Regions from separate parts of the Mus musculus genome. Here region 2 is linked to region 1. A link is a loop called in an ENCODE intact Hi-C map of the cell type or tissue named here. Cell type or tissue: left cerebral cortex. All regions are shown on one strand.

The links. A loop is a pair of places that touch in the nucleus more often than their neighbours do. Peaks named below come from ENCODE experiments on the same cell type or tissue, not always from the same donor. Only the 100,000 strongest peaks of a DNase experiment are listed, where the experiment ranks them.
Region 2: a loop joins it to region 1, with 4 times the contacts of the local background. A loop is called at or near these places in 2 of 42 quality-filtered maps.

The regions. Positions count from the first base shown.
Region 1 is chr6:135,441,192-135,449,191 of GRCm38, forward strand. No RefSeq gene overlaps it. Among named protein-coding and RNA genes, the nearest start is that of Gm25136, 81 kb to the right of the region's middle. In left cerebral cortex, a CTCF peak has its summit at 3,570 (motif pointing right); DNase peaks (open chromatin) are centred at 208, 422 and 3,632; H3K4me3 peaks cover 286 bases; H3K27ac peaks cover 2,318 bases.
Region 2 is chr6:135,792,595-135,800,594 of GRCm38, forward strand. All of the region lies in intron 6 of Grin2b (glutamate receptor, ionotropic, NMDA2B (epsilon 2)), which reads right to left. Among named protein-coding and RNA genes, the nearest start is that of Gm14330, 56 kb to the right of the region's middle. In left cerebral cortex, no CTCF peak of the experiment used is centred here; DNase peaks (open chromatin) are centred at 3,732, 4,954, 5,292, 5,324 and 4 more places; H3K27ac peaks cover 7,438 bases.

The DNA.
Region 1 (8,000 bases):
ATGAACATTCAGGAAGAGCTTGTTGGGTAAATGCACAAACAAATAAGTCTCAACAGAGCCCTCCCCACCGCCAGCGGTCCCCTCAACCCCGAGCCAAACACAGACAGTTGGAGGGAGCTGACTTCATTGGTGCCCAAGAACAGCAGCAGCAGATGGTGCTGTCCAGATCTGAAACTTGGTCCCTTTACTCCTGCATGGAGCCTCTCACACTCCACCCTCTTGTCCCTCTCTGAGTTGTCCCTGTTCCAGGAAGGTGGCTAGCTGAAGGCACGGGCCTTCCAGCAGAAAACACCTGGCTGGTCAAAGCCTTTTTGTCTCTGCAATTACCTTCTATTTCCCTCTCCCTCTTCAATTTCATGCAAAGCCAACTGGTATTTCTTTTCAGGCAGCTGAGAACACCAGATGGAAGGGTGGGGGGAGGTGGAGGCAGGGTGTGAGGCAGCGAAGGGACAAGCGGGGCTGTGGATGAGGGGGACCATTAGAAAGCATGTGATGTGGGGACAATGCCAGGCAGGTCAGTGGAGGTAGGGAAGGCAGAAATGGTGGATAAAGCCAGCAGGCACCATATGTGCACATGCACACTAGCAGTACTTTCAACATACCATTAAAACAGAGAAACGTTCTGGTTTCCGTAGCAACAAGGACGAGATCCGTGCCTCAGCCAGTGAAACTTATTGGGGGAAAAGGCATTTGCCTGTTAAGGAGACTGATGAATTGGGGGATAATTATACAGAGTTCTGCCACCATTAACAACCTACAAACACAATTCGGAAAATATTGTAAAGAGTATGGCGGACTGATGAAAATCCCACAGAGGTAGGGGGCGGGAGGGAGGGACAGAAGGCAGAGGGAAGGGGCTACAGGAATGTTCTAGGTAAATACCCCTTCGTGTGAGGTACCATTGGAACCAGCTCATATGTCAGTCTTCAGAGGCCTAAGGTAAGGTGAAGCTGGGTATATCTGTCCCCAATTCTACAGTGCAAGTACGTTGTGTCCTGTTCTCATTTGTGGCTTCAGAAAGTGGGTAGGTGGATATGGAAAGACTAAGTTTGGCAGTAGCGGACTCTGTGACATTTGGACCCTGTGTCTGTGTTTCCTATAGTGTCCAAAGGAACTCTTAGCTGACCCATCAAAGGATAGGACAGTAGAGGAGATTCCTGACACCCGAGTCATGCATTATAGAATCTTGCCTGGAAGAGAAGGAAAACAAACTACAATTATCTTGTCCTCCCGGTAGCAAAGACCCCATGCCAGGTACATATTAACTATTAAATAAAATGCTGCCAGAATGGGCACTGGGGCGATAGGGACTGGGGCTATGGTTCGGTTGGTAAAGTGCTTGTTATGCAAGCATGAGGGCCCGAGTTCACATCTCCAGTGCTCACATATAAAGCCAGACATGGTGCTCTGCGCCTGGAGTCCCAGTGCTGAGGAGACAGATAGGAGCTTGCTGGCCAGCCAGGTTAGCTGCACCAGAGAACTCCAGATTCAATGAGAGACCCTGTTTCAAAACACAAGGTTAAGAGAAGCATGAGAAGACTATCAGTGCCAGTCTCTGGCCTCCACAAACATTTGAATGAAAGTCTATATAAATGGATGGATAGATGACTAAAGGAATGAGCAAATGGATGGATGCATAAGAATCAGGAGAGAGAACCCATGTTCTCACCTCTTACTTCTGGTAACTTAGTGGCAGATTAGACTCTCAGAGGTAGTGTCTCTCCATGAGATATGCATTAGGATTCTGAGACTAGACTGTTCTGTGTCCCAGGGGACCTTTAAGGTCATTTGAATAGTCTCTGTCCTGCGGACATGCCCTGTGGTGTACCATTCTATTGGCTCTGTTGAATTAGAGGGCAGGAGCTGCCCACGGCCTCAGAGCACCCAGGCCAGCTCTCGCTCCTGTGGCTCAGGATTTTGTTCTGAATTCATTTTTCCACTTGCTGATTTTCCTACACTTCCAGGGGCTGCTCTTGGCTGACCCCCACGCTTTCATTTAGAACCACGCTATGTAGCTATCTCCTTGTAGTGGTTTGAATGAGTACCGTCTCCACAGGCTCTTATAGTTTGAATGCTTATTTGTCAGGGAGTGGACATGTTTGGGAAAGATTAGGAGGTGTGGCTTTATTGGAATCGATGTGGCTTTGATAGAGAAGGTGTGTCTCTGGGGGTGGGCTCTGAGATCTCTCTCACTACTTGCAGGATGTAAAGCTGTCAGCTACTGCTTAGTATCACGCATGTCTGCTTCCCTCCATGATAATCATGCATCAACCTTTGGACTCACCATACTTCAGCGAGTACCCCGTCAGCCATACTACTGAAATAAACACATTGCTTTATCAAACTGGACACAGATGGGACCCACTCCTTTGGTCTGCTGTTGGTACCCTACCTTGGGAAAAAAAGACATCTGTTTATGGAAAAGTCACCTAGCAAGTATCTAATTGTCCATTATTTCTCCCTTGGTGCCTATGATTATAGACTTGGGAGTTGTGTCTCTGGGGGAACTTCTTGTTGGTGGCAGCTCCTTCGAGAGAGCCTTGGGCATCAGAGCAATCTGACACCAAAGTGAAAGATGGCCACCTAAAGCCTCTGAGATCAGGCTGAAAGCATCAGGCTCCATCCGAAAGCTGGTCAACTGTGCACCAATTGGCTCCTTGCAGAGCAAATGTACACCGATGCCTGGTGGGACTGAGGATGGGTGTGTCAACTGATGGGAGAGGATGGGAAAGTGAGAGGTGACAGAGCCACCCGCTACTCACAAGCCCTTCCTTGCTTTCATATTCTGGAATTCTGGAAGGAGTTCCCAGGATGTTGAGCAGATTGTTCAAGGTCAAACAGCTAGCCTCTTGACTCCTGGGTCCCAGGATCACTGCAGGTACAGGACACAAGTAGTATAGGTTGATTCCTTTCCCGAAGCAGCTGGTGGGGAAGCAGAGGGGAGAATATGGCCTTGGTGCTGAAGATGGAAGGAGGCCTGGCTCAGAGCAGGGAAAACTTTGTAAGTGTTATTTTGTGAAAGAATTATATTAAACAGATTCTATTCCGACTATCAACAGATTTTCACATTTCCACCTTCCCCCTCCACAATTACCTCCTTCAGCCCCCACCATTCCAAACAGAATGTTTCCTTCCTGCTTGCACTGTAAGACAGCAAAATTGGCTTTCCCTTTAGACTCTACCTCCTGTACAGCACCATCTGGGGCTGCATAGCTTACTCTGTCGCCTTTATTTCTTAAAACATTTTGCTTGTTTTAATAATAATAATAATAATAATAATAATAATAATAATAATAATAATAATAATAATAATAATAATTACTATTATTGGGGATTGAACCTGAGACCTGACTCACACCAGGCAAATGTTCTACCAAGGACCCACATGCCCAGCCTCTTTTCTTTCTTTGAGACGGAGGTCTCAGTAATTTTTCTCAGCTGTCCTGGAACTTGTGGTCCTCCAGCCTTAGCCTCCCAGATAATTGGGATTAGAGGTGTACACCCAATACCAGTCCGCACTCTTTAAAACAAACCTTTCCCAGTTTTGCGCAGTTTCTCTGCTGGCCGCCAGGGGTCGCCCTTGGGCAGGTGGAGCCTCCTCTCCGCAGGGTGCAGGGCGGTTTGCCAGGAATCTGGAGCCGGCTTCTGTGTATATCAGCGCACAACATTAATCAGACGCAGGCTCTGCAGTGCTTTCGAAGGGGAGTAAGGAGCCAGGGTTGGGAAGGAGATTTTGTAAGCAGCCCAGCCAAGGGCCTTCACCTCTTCTACCCTAGGCTCACAGCAAACAGTGCATCCAGGACAGCCACTGGCTCTGGTCCAGGGTGCTACCCTTAGCGCTCAGGGTTGTAATTTACAGAGGGCCTGTGAGTCCTGGGGGGATGGATGTCTGCTGGGCTGTCTTTTTCAGGAGGAGGAGGAGACAGTAGGTCGATGATTCCTTTCTCTCCTTCGTCTTCTTTTTTTTTGCATGCTTCACTCAGACAACCAGGTCCTTGGAAGCAGGCATGGCTGGCTCCCTTGTGCACACAGAGGAAGCTCCGTCTCCTGGTGATTTCTCAGTTGCCCCCATACACCGGGATGGGTATCCAATGGTCTTTGCATGTGCCAGAAAGCCAGACCTCTGCCAGGCTCGTCTCGGATGGGCTCTACAGGAGGCAAAGTGCACGTGCTCCTTGGAGCATGAACTTCTCAACGTTACATTTTCATCTCTTCTGTTGTTCTTCTCCAAGATGGGGCTGCTGGTTAAGATTTGATGCTGTTACTGGACACACATCAAAGACGGAGGCACAGGGGAAGACAGGGAGAGAGAGCAGGGGAGGAAGCTGAGGGTATTGCCAGCCTGGAACCCTGCAGGGACCAGAGAAGCTGGGGCTCATCTGGGGTCAAGGTGCCTCCACTTTACTTTGTCTTTTCTCTATGTGCCCCTCCCTCCTACCGTCCCCCCTTCTCTCTGATCTCTTTCTTCCTCTCTTCTTTCTCTCTCTCTCTCTCTCCCTTCCTTCCTTCCTTCCTTCCTTCCTTCCTTCCTTCCTTCCTTCCTTCCTTCCTTCCTTCTTTCCAGACCCAGCATGTGTGTAGATGAACATGCATACATAAGGGTACACTTATAAGACATGACAACTGCAATCTTTCATAAGGTGTTTTGTTTTTAAAAGAAATTAGACACTAGGCAGGAAAAGTGAATTTAATGGAATGAGTCAGTAGGTGGAAAAGTGGGAGCTGACTTGAACTTCTCCAAGAGGGAGGGCAGCTGGGCTGAAGAGTCTGAAGAAAGACATAAAAGTGAGTTTTCACAGCCTTTGGCTGGGGCAATGGACAGGCTGCAAGAATGTCAGTAAAAGGTAGAAAGGGGGAAGGAATGTGTGGCGTCTAATTGTGCAAAGGTGGGACTAGGGACGGGAAGCCTTTGGATGCCCAAGTGAGGGACTGGAACACTGGCCTTTGTATTAGTCAGGGCTTTATTTAGAGCAACAGGACTGTTAGAATGAGTCTTTTTCTATACAGGGAAAGAGAATTTATTAGAATGAATTACAGGCTGTGGTCGAGCTAGTCTAACAGTGGCTGCCTAGGAATGGAAGCTCCAAGAATCCAGATGTTTGGTCCATGAGGCTGGATGTCTCAGGATGCGCTGGGATCCTGAAGGAGTAGGCTCTGAGGCCAGTGAAGGGAAGGATTTGCTAGCAAGGTGATAGGTAAAGAGCAAAAGCTTCCTTCTTCCATGTTCTCGTACAGACTTCTAGCAGAAGGTGTGGACCAGATTAGAGGTGGGTTTTCCCAGCTCAAAAGGTCCAGATTAAAGGTGTGCCTTTCCACTTCAGAGATCCACATTAGAAGTAGATCTTAAATTAAGCAAAATTCTCACACAGGTGTGCCTTCCTTGTTTGTGTTTTACTTAATTCCAGATGTAGTCAAGTTGACGACCAACAATAGCTGTCAAGCCTTTGTAGGTAGAGGTTTAAATGAGGGTTACACTGCCCAGCATGTTTGTGGTCTAGGGGCATTCCTCCAAGGGGTGAGTATCTGAAGGACTGTGGGGCTGGGATGTGCCCAGTTTGGGAGGCCTTTTAGGAAGCCATTGTGATATAAAGGAGACTCATTTCTTTAGACCTTCCACTTCCTGTATACGCTAACGTCTCCCATGATTACTGTCTCAGAAGACCAGGAGGGAATGATGGTTACAAGTCCAGGCGAGGGCCTCATGACCCTCTTCTCCCTTCTAAAGAGTGCCAGCAGCCCTGTTACCTTAACTCCAAGTCTAGCTACCTCTGTATTGTTTTTTATCTGTTCCATGATTACCAGGCCAAGCTGATCTTTACTCCCAAATGGCTGTGGGGTGGTCATGTTATGCCTAGAGAAACAGAGAATGCTGTAATAATCTCCTAATTATTCTTCCTGGAGAAATTAAAACCAGTGGCAGAGAACTCCCTCTGTCTCCAGTCACAAGAGCTATGCTTATACCTGTGTGATCGTACAGGTTGCCTTAGTCAGGGTGACTATAGCTGTGATGAAACACTATGGCCAAAGCAACCTGGGGAGGAAAGGTTTCATCCAGGTTATGTGTCTCGATCACAGGTCACCATCAAAGGAAGTCAAGACAGGAACTCCAGCAGGGCAGGGGCCTGGAGGCAGGAGCTGATGCAGAGGCCATGAAGGAGTGCTGCTCACTGGCTTAATTCTCATGGCTTGTTCAGCCTGCTTTCTTATAAAATCCAGAACCACCAGCCCAGGAGAGACACTATCCATAATAGGATGGCACCCCACTCATCAATCACTAATTAAGAAATTGCTTTCAGCCAGGTCTTAGGGAGACATTTTCTCAGGTGAGGCTCCCTTATCTCTGACCTGAAGACTCTAGCTTGGGTCAAGCTGGCATAAAACTTGACATAAAACTTACAGGATATGCATTCTTTTCATGTCTCCTTCTGGGGTGGGAAACATTCCCCTCTGAAGGGCCTCACCTCCGCTCTTCCTCATGGCTCCTCTCTCACCTGCGTTATCGATTGATTCCTCCCAGTTTAAACTTTACTCCCGAGCCTGTACTCCCAGCACTCTGTGGGCTGAGGGTTGTGAGGTGGAGACCAGTCTCAGCAATGTGGTAGAACCCTGTCACCAAAAAGAGAAAGGTTTGTTACCACCAGTAAACAAGTCTGTGAGATTATTCTCATCTTCACAAAAACCTCCACTGTCACACTTCCACTTCCACTCCACTGTCACCCTTCTTAACCTCGTTATCAGTAAAATGTCTCCCAAGTCTACCAAGACACTCCTATGTCCCTAGACTGTTCAGTTTGCTCAGTCTGACTCATAACACTCCCTGGCCAGAACTGCTGTCCATTCTCAATTTACCTAAACTCAGGCGTGGGTTTCTGGGGTTGTGTTGACCTTTCTGTTGTAACTGACATATTTACTTATATTAGTCAGGGTTCTCTAGAGCAACAAAACATAGAATACACACACACACACACACACACACATACATATATATGTATGTATATATTATCATATATAATATAGATTATATCTGATATTTAGTAGAATGGCTTGCAGGTTTCTGTCCTGCTAGTCCAACAATGGCTGTCTGTCAGCAGAAAGCCCAATAGTCCTGTAGTTGCGCAGTCTGTGAGTCTCGACGATGTCCCAGCTGGTCTTCAGTATACACTGGAATCCTAAAGAAGTAGGCTCTAATGCCCAGGAGAGAAAGGACTTGACATCAGAGTGAGGGTGGGAAGAAGCATTCGAAGAGCAAGCAACATTTTCCTTCTCCCGTGTCCTTTCTACAGGCTGACAGCAAAAGGAGTGGTCCAGCTTAAAGGTGGATCACCCCACCGCTGAAGATCTCAATTCAAGGTGGTTCTTCAAGTTATTTAATTAAGAAGAAAATCTCTCACAAGTATACTCAGCCCTTGGATTTTAGTTAATCCCAGATGTAGTCAAGTTGACACCAAGAATAGCCATCACAAGTCCACTCCTTGTTAACTTGACACACAATCATATCTTTTTATGTCATGCTTAATTTCCAAATGAAAACAACAGTCAGACCACAATTATGCCTAATATGATATAACTATCCCACGTACAATCATAAGCACATCATAAATTTTAGAATAGGTGGCAATGTCCCTTGAGGGACATTCTCAAAACTTCAATATGGCTAACCACTTATAACTTAACGGAGGCTACATTATCTGATAAAGAAATAGAGGGAAATTAAACACAGATGTCTGTACAAACACATTATCAACAGAATATGACAGAGGCATGCATGTCAATTATAATCTTTACTTCTGCGATTGGTCATGTGGCCTTAGCTGGTATTTATAACTACCTTCCTCTGCTACCCATTCTGCATTTTCTCTGCCATTATCCCACTCTGTGAAAATTCCCCAGACTTCTGCTTGAATGAATTGGCAAACTCATCAAGCTCCCTAGTAGTGAGGTGTACCTCCTCATGGACCGACCTCTCTTCTGGGAGCCTGCTGTGCCTTTGGTCTGGTTAT
Region 2 (8,000 bases), 350 kb after region 1:
GTTAAAATTCCTTGGGCAGATGATCCTGGGCTGTATAAAAGTACTAGCAAGGGGTAAGCCATTAAGCAGCATTGTTTCTGCCCTAGAACTTTGCTTTGAGCTCCTGCCCTGATTTCTCCCAGTGATGGATGGTGGCCTGGAAGGTGCTCTGTTCATGCTGTTTGTCATAACAACAGAAAAGCAAACTAGAACAGATCCTTGCCTAGGGGGCTTCCACACCAAGGAGGTGGCAAGACCAGGGCTTAGGCAGGCTGACACCAAAGCCTTTGTCTTTTGCTTTTTTTCTTTGCCACTTCAACTCTCAGCTGGGCCCACAGAGTCCAGAGAATGGCATAAAATATACAGTAATAATGCCCTGGCTCATCTGTCCTGTTCTCTGTAGTAGCTATGATGTACCTGGGACCTGTGGAACACAGAACGTCTTAGGTATCTGAAACAACAGGAGGATGAATGGTTCCAACAAGAAACAGTACTGCAATGCAGAAGGCCCTAAGTGCCCCCTGAAGACCACACAGAGTCAGAGGTGATTTTCCTGGTTTTCAAAGGATGCTAACTCCCAACCTGCCCTGCTTTTGGCTTCCTGATCCATCTCATTACACCCTCCTTCACAGTTCTCCTCCAAATTTTAAATGCTTTTGGTATCTTTAAAGAAAACATTACTTAAAAATATGCAGAATCCTGTCCAGGGATCTCAGACACATTAAGACCAGCAGGGCTTTCAAGTATGTCTCCAGACGCTAATGCACAGTGAGGCAAATTGTCTCACATTTAATAAGCTGACCCAAACCAGCAAGATCAGCTTCTCAGGCAAAATTTTCAGAGCTAGAAAAATCTAGCTAGACCTGAGCAGGACCTCCTGGCCAGATGAGTCTGCAGAGAGCTGTTTTTATCATTGCAGGGTGCTCGTGCACAAGTGTCAAACAGAAGGTAATGGGAGAAGCTGGAGAAGAGATGTGTTGCATGAGGATAATGACAATTTTCCAGAGTACACATCTGAATGTAAACTCTGATGGTCATGAATGTGCTTTCCGGGGCAACAGAGTGACTTCATTTCAAACATGATCATAGAGGAAATCTAAGGCACGGGGTATGAATATATATGAAACCCAGCAAGCCAAGCCCTACCCATGACAAAGACTCACAGGATTATGGAGGGACTAATGGCGCTCAAACAAAAGAGGCCAACGTTTTTAAGGATCACTGCAAGACCACAGATACTGCAGGGAGCGGGGAGGATATTGAAAGCTCTGTGTCTAGGGAGATATTCACTCTTCCACTCAGTTACCTGGCTGGACCAGGGGACAGTTTGCACATACCATACAGACAGTATCAAAAGAGCTCAAAGGGCTGAGCTGGTAATATGGCTTGATGGATACAAGCATCCATATGGTAGAAGGAGAGAACTAACTCTCACAGGTTCTTGAATGAGTTAAAAATGCTCTCAATGGCACAAACCCTCTTTCCCAAGCATAAATATCCAGAACAAATATTTACAACTGAATAAGTGATGGGCAAATGTTAAAAGAAGTTCAAAGTCCACCACCTCCCTTGTCAATGCAGGGTTTGAAGGTACTTAATAATTATGTACAAAATAGTTCTGCCTAGATATTCTAGACAATGCTAGGCCAAACTAGGGCTTTCATCAACACTCGGTCAGCCCTAAACTGATATGCCTCTCCCAGCCTGGAAGACGGAAGGGGTAGAGAAGGATTCCTTCCTGGTTCCACTCTCTCCCGCTCTGCTTCTGGCCTGGTTTTCTACGTGACATCTGCTTTCCCCATCTCTAGCCTTGTCTTCCTCCGGTTCATTCTCCATCCAGTTCTCAAGGTGATCTCTCTAAAACACAGAACTTTCCCATCCGTGTGCTTCTCCCAGGCCACCAGTGCCTCGTCATTCACCTTCATCCAACCTCAGTGGAAAGATAGACATGTTTTCCTCACCTTTGTTCCTTGTCTCCTCATTCCTGCCTTTGTTTCTCTTCAGCATGCCACTTCAGTATCGTTGGCCTCTGCACAGCATTTGATAGCAACACTCTCTGCTTTCACTGACTCAAATGTCTTCATACAAACGGCATGTTCTACCCCAACCCCCTGGTGTCCCCTAGTGCCCCGGATGAACTTCACTCTGCTCTTGGGGTTCAACTTAGGCAATGCCTACAGTCACCCCAAAGTCTCTGCTTACCATAGCCCTAAGGTGGATTTGAGTTTGAGATCTCCTTCTTTGGCATTTCCAATTCCCATGTATATCGCAATTACCAAACTAGCCAAAGAACATCACTGTGTTGGTCTTTTTCAGAAGACCAGGAGATGTTGGCAGGACTGAATTTTATTTTCTTATATCCCTTAATGCCTGACATAGGGAGGGAAGAATCCCTCGATTGGCACTGAGTAAACATTAGCAAAACAAGCCAGTGAACATTTCCAAAAAGGATCTTTTTCCTGATGCTTTCGTATAAGCTTTGTCACATTGACTTTGGATTTGGCTTTGTGACTTGCTTCACTAATAGGATATCAAAAATATATGACATGTGTGGAGATTTGCTGAGCAATGGTGACATAGGACTCATGCTCTTGGAATCCTGCTAACAGGGCTTAGCACTCGGTGAGCCTCTTTGAGGATAAGTTGGAGGGGCTGGATCCCTTCTGAGATGCAGTGTTAACATCAGAAACAACAGTGAGGCCATTTTGATTATTCAGGCTTGGTTAACTGTCAGGTGACTAGCTAGATATATGAGGCCCTGTGAGTCTGTTCCAGGGACCACACAGCTAATCCCAACTCAAACCAGCCACCCACTTAAAGAAAGCAGAATGGGAAAAGGGTGGTTGTTTCATGCCATCAAATTTGAAGGTAGTTGCCAAGTAGCAGAAATGTATCAAAATATATTATTTAGGGGAAAGCTTTAATACATATACCAGGCAGAACCAACAAGTGAGTAAAGAGGTTAGGAGACTGCTCATTCATCAGAATTCTGGCCTTGCAAACACGAGAGTCAGAGTCCCATTCCCGGAACCTACTTTTAAAGGCAGGATATGGTGACACACACTTGGAATGCCAGAGCTGTGAAGGTGGCGACAAGTAGGTCCTCAGGGCTTACTAGCCAGGCAATTTAGCTTACCCTGTGTAGTCCAGATCAGTGAGAGACCCGATCACAATAAAAGGTGGGCCATGACTGAGAATAAGCACCAAGATGGTCTTTCATCCTTCAAATTCAAGTGCACGTATGTGCACACATATGTAGAACACACACGTGCAACACCCATGTGCAACATAAGAGGGAAAAGCAAGCAAAAACTAATAGACAAGAACAGCAAAACTTCTTCAGTAAGCACAGCGCTGACATCTTTCTTAATTATAGTCCATTGAAACAGAACTAACCTTACAATAGGAAGCTGCGGAAGCAGTCCCACCTCTCCCACTGAAGAGCCTCGTGAATGTGACAATTCTAACCTTTGGGCCTCTTAGATGCTTACTGTAAAAATGGGAGATTGTAATTTTATGTCTATCTGGCTATATGTATACATGTATCTTTCTTATCGCACAAAGCTGATAATACAACCGGTCATATATGGAACTGCCGATGTACAAATGTTACTGAAATTAGTTAGAAACATTGAGTTACATCACTTGCTGACAACGTACTTAGCCAAAGCAGGTGGGCTGTCGAGGGAAGATGCTCCAGGGAGGGGACCTAGCAGCAAGCTCCTTCCTATTGGGTGATGATGGCTAACAGGTGCTTCGCCACCGTGAGCATCACTGATTAGCATTGATTTCTTTAATGAGGTGCTATTTCAGGCAGCACTCCTGTAACTCTCCTCCTGCCCCACTCCCAGTGTTTAGCACCTCCTTTTACATTCTGCTGAAGGTCAGGAGGAAACCTGGTCTCCAAGGAAGAAGCTCAAGGCCAGGAGTATGAAGACAACGGTCATGCTCCATCTCTGGCTAGCTCTGGGATTTTGTCCATTCCCATTGCAGAAACGGATTCTCTCTCTGTAAGGCGTAAAGGTCACAACAGTTGTCAGCTTATCAACAATGGGTTGGAGAAAGACCAGCATAATAATGCAAACAGAAGTAGCTTGAAGCTAGCCATCCCTGAGCTCAGCACAAAGTCAAGGTTAGTATGGGAGATCCCTCAGAGAGGCATACCTGGAGTATAGAGAGTGTCAACCACACTCCAGGTCCCAGGCTAAGCGGTAAGGGTTGAAGGAGGGAACGAGGAAACTGACATTTTGTGATGTGAGACAATTCGCCTGCAGCCACATAATTAATAAATGACTTAATTGAATCCCAATCCTTACTGACCTTCTTCCAATGCCCAGATTTGCCCAGTGCTGGGCAGCCTCCAAACGACCTGTCCGGAGCCTGTAGGAGATTGGAATTATTGGCTAGGTAGTTTGCCATTAAGTAGGGTCATCAGCTTGTGGCTAAAGAAACAGATGATCACAAAAAAAGGGCTAGGGGAGAAAATGCCTGTTTACAAACACAGCTTAATTAATTAGTCAACTCAGACCAAGCGGAAGAGGCGGCTTCCCAGATGTCTGACATAGAGAATTAATTAACAGAGAGGCACCAGTCCCCAGGCCTTGGGTTCATGTCCAGACCACATGGTGGAATTAAATTACTAAATTGCCTCAGTGCTCCTCACCTTAAAACTAAATTGTCCCTCAACTTAACTAAAGCCATTTGACTGAAAAAAAAATATTCATTGAAAATGACAACTGAATTGAAAAGCCTCTGCCAATTTAAAGCTTTAAATGAAGCTCAAAGAGCAAGGCAGAGAAGTTTCTAAGTACGTTTAGTGTAACATTAGAAGGTTCTAGAATAAAAGTGAAGGTGAAGTTAGGTTGAGCGGCACAGATAAAATTCCACGTCTATACTTGCCACTGTGGTTTGAATACGAAACACCCCCCACAGGCTCATGTGTTGAATCACTTGTCCCAAGCTGGCAGAGATATTTTGGGAGAGCCTGGGAGCTGTGGAGGGTGGAGACTAACTTGAGGAATTAGATCACTGGGTGGATCCTTGGCCGCTGAGTTTTGTCCTTCCGTTATAGTTTGAAAATGTAATGTCCCTCCCCAGGTTAATGTGCTTGAACTTAAATTCCCAGTTGGTGACAGTGTTTATGGAAGGGAGGAGAATCTGTAGGAGGTGGGGTCTAGCTGGAGGATGTGAGACACGGGGGCGGTGGGCTCTGAGCAGTTCAGGCTAGCCTTGGTTCTGGACTGAGTTCTCTCTGGTTTCCATCCTCTGCGACATGAGCAAGAATCCCAATGTTCCCTCCACCCTGGACCAAGCTACTCCCACCACCATCAACACTGCCGTGCCTTCCCTGACATGAAACTATGAGCCCAAAGAAATCCTTCCTCCTTTGAGATGCTGCTGGCCATTCATCAAAATGCAGAGAAAAATCCCCAATCCATGTCCTCTCTGCTTCCTGACACCCATGAAGTGAATCATCACTCCTTCATAGGTTCTTGCTACCATGACATTCTCCTTCAACATGTTGTAGCCCAGAGTCATAGCTGTGGTCTCTGGCTTGACATTTCTGCATTCCATCAACAAAGAAAACCTTTCTTCCTTCAGTCCTATTGGGTATATTGACACTGCAATGAGGAAAACGGGGGTGATCGAGGCAGGAAACTAAAATCACTGTAACCCCCGTTAGGGTTTGTCACTGTCTTGCTTGCCTCATCTTTCAAGCCACAAGCCAAATATTCTAGGGAAAGGCAAAGCATCCAGATGCCTCCACTTTCAACATCATTTTGCTTATATAAGATAAAGGATTCCTTAGGCAGGAGACAGAAATATGAGTCTGTGGGAGTCACAGCTCACCGGGGTGGACCGATGCCGGAGTAAATACCACAGAGCCAATCTCCAGTGAAGCAGTATAACGTTTCCAATCCTGTGTGGGTCTGTGAGGAAGTCACATTCCAGCAATGCTTCCGCTTCCACAGTTAACATTTTCTGGGGGTGGGAGTGGGGCTCCAACAAGTGTTCTTTAGCCTGTTGTTTATATTTCGTCAGTTAATTTCCATGTATTCTGCACTGTGTTTGGATCTCATCTTCTGTCTAATTAAGCAGAGGGAGTTAATAAAGTATGAAGTGACTTTGGGCCACAGAGTAAATAGAAGAACATGCAGGGGCATTGGGGGAGAGGGTGGGCACACAGCAAAGAGTCCAGGGGTCTGGAGAAAGGGGAAGTGGACACCGTGGAGTTCAGTGCACACCGTGGGGTTCAGTGCACATGAATGTTGACTGTCTGATCTAGCTCTGACAGCAATCTAGAGAGGTGTCAAGTTTGTGTCCGAATCCCTTATTCACCGTTAAAACTCTTATTTTTCAGAACAACTGTAATGGGATTTCTAAGCAGCATTTAATCTAAACAACAGTGTCATCCTGTGGAGTGCAAGAATTGAGAGCACTCATCTCTAGCAAGCTCTTCCTTTTACAACTGGGAGATGGGGAAATATATCATGATTCAAAATCTAAAATGACCTCAAATTCATGCGCAGGAATGTTTTTCTGATAAAGGGTGCTCACTCAGCCTATCTTCTGGGAAGGAGCAACAGGAGAGGCAGGAAGAGGATACAGTGTGAGGCCACGGTCCATTGCATGCATGGGCATCTACACTCCCTATCAGCCACACCTTCAACCTGTCTTGAGGGAAAAGAAGCCCTCACTTTTGGGAGCCTTCATCTTAGAAGGCTGTGGCTTTGTGCAAGTCTGCAGATTTTTTCATCAATGGGGAGTAAGGATAAATGGTTCAAACCAGTGGCCTTTAAAGTGTGACCCCCCCAGATCATCCCTCCCACACCCATCATCATCATTATCATCATCATCACTGCCACCACCATCCATCAGTGGCAACAGCAGCAGCAGCACCAGCACCAGCACCAGGTGCTTGGGCATTTTCTAGTGATGAAAGCAACCAGGACTCTACTCCAGATGTGCCCAGTGAGCAGTCTTGTTGGTGGAACCCACCCACATCTGAATTTCAACCAGCCTTGCAAATGCTATTTACTTTTTTAAAAAGGAATTCATGGAAGAAAGTGGGGATGGGGGTTGGGTGGGAGGGTGACCAACAGGGTCCATGAGGACATTGACCAGAACTGGAAATGGAAGCTGTCAGCATACTCTTGCGTCATCAAGAGCCACAGGGTAAAATTCAACTCTTACTCTAATGAGGATTTTAATATTTACCACGCATCCCCTGCCTGGCTTGCTGCAAGCTGTTGAAAAAAAAATGCCTCTTTTTTTTATTCAAGAGATCTGACTTCAAACAGATAAATTCCCATTTTGAAACAGTTTCCTTTGCTCCTAGGACAGGTTAGTCTTAACGGATCCATTGCTATTGTTAACACTTGCCTTTGGATGACAATAGATTAGATAGAAATGTGCATATAACAGTTTTTAAAAGAAAAAAAAAAGAGATGATCACTGTTGTAATTGACTTTCCGAATGCATTCATAACTCACCCCCAGCTACTGACATAAGCACCGCCCCCAAGCCCACCCCCACCTGTTTCTGATTTTTCCTTGGCTCCAGGCCGGTCTCAGCACCCACGACGCAGCTGCTGACAGGAGGAAGGTGCAGAAATGATGGAAGAGCTGGGTCACAGTAGATAATTCATTTATGGATAATAAAAAAAACGGGTGTCACACTTCACTGACCATGGCAGCCCTGAGCTGTTATACCTACATTAGAGATCTTTCAGACTCGAGACGGATTTCAAACCAAAACAAAAAACCCATACAATTTGGCCGAGTTACTAAGAGTGTTTTACCTCAGCCGAGAATAACAGGCAGAATCAGACTCTCTGACCAACAACTGTTTACTCGTGGCATATCTTGTGCTAGGTTCTCAGGGAGATCCTATACGTAATGCAGAGGAGATATGTTGACCCTTCCTTCAAGGAGCCGATGATAAAATGGAAAAGGAAGAGATACATGTCCTGAAGACTATGATGACTTAACTACTGAAGGGGTCTGTGAAATGTAAAATTA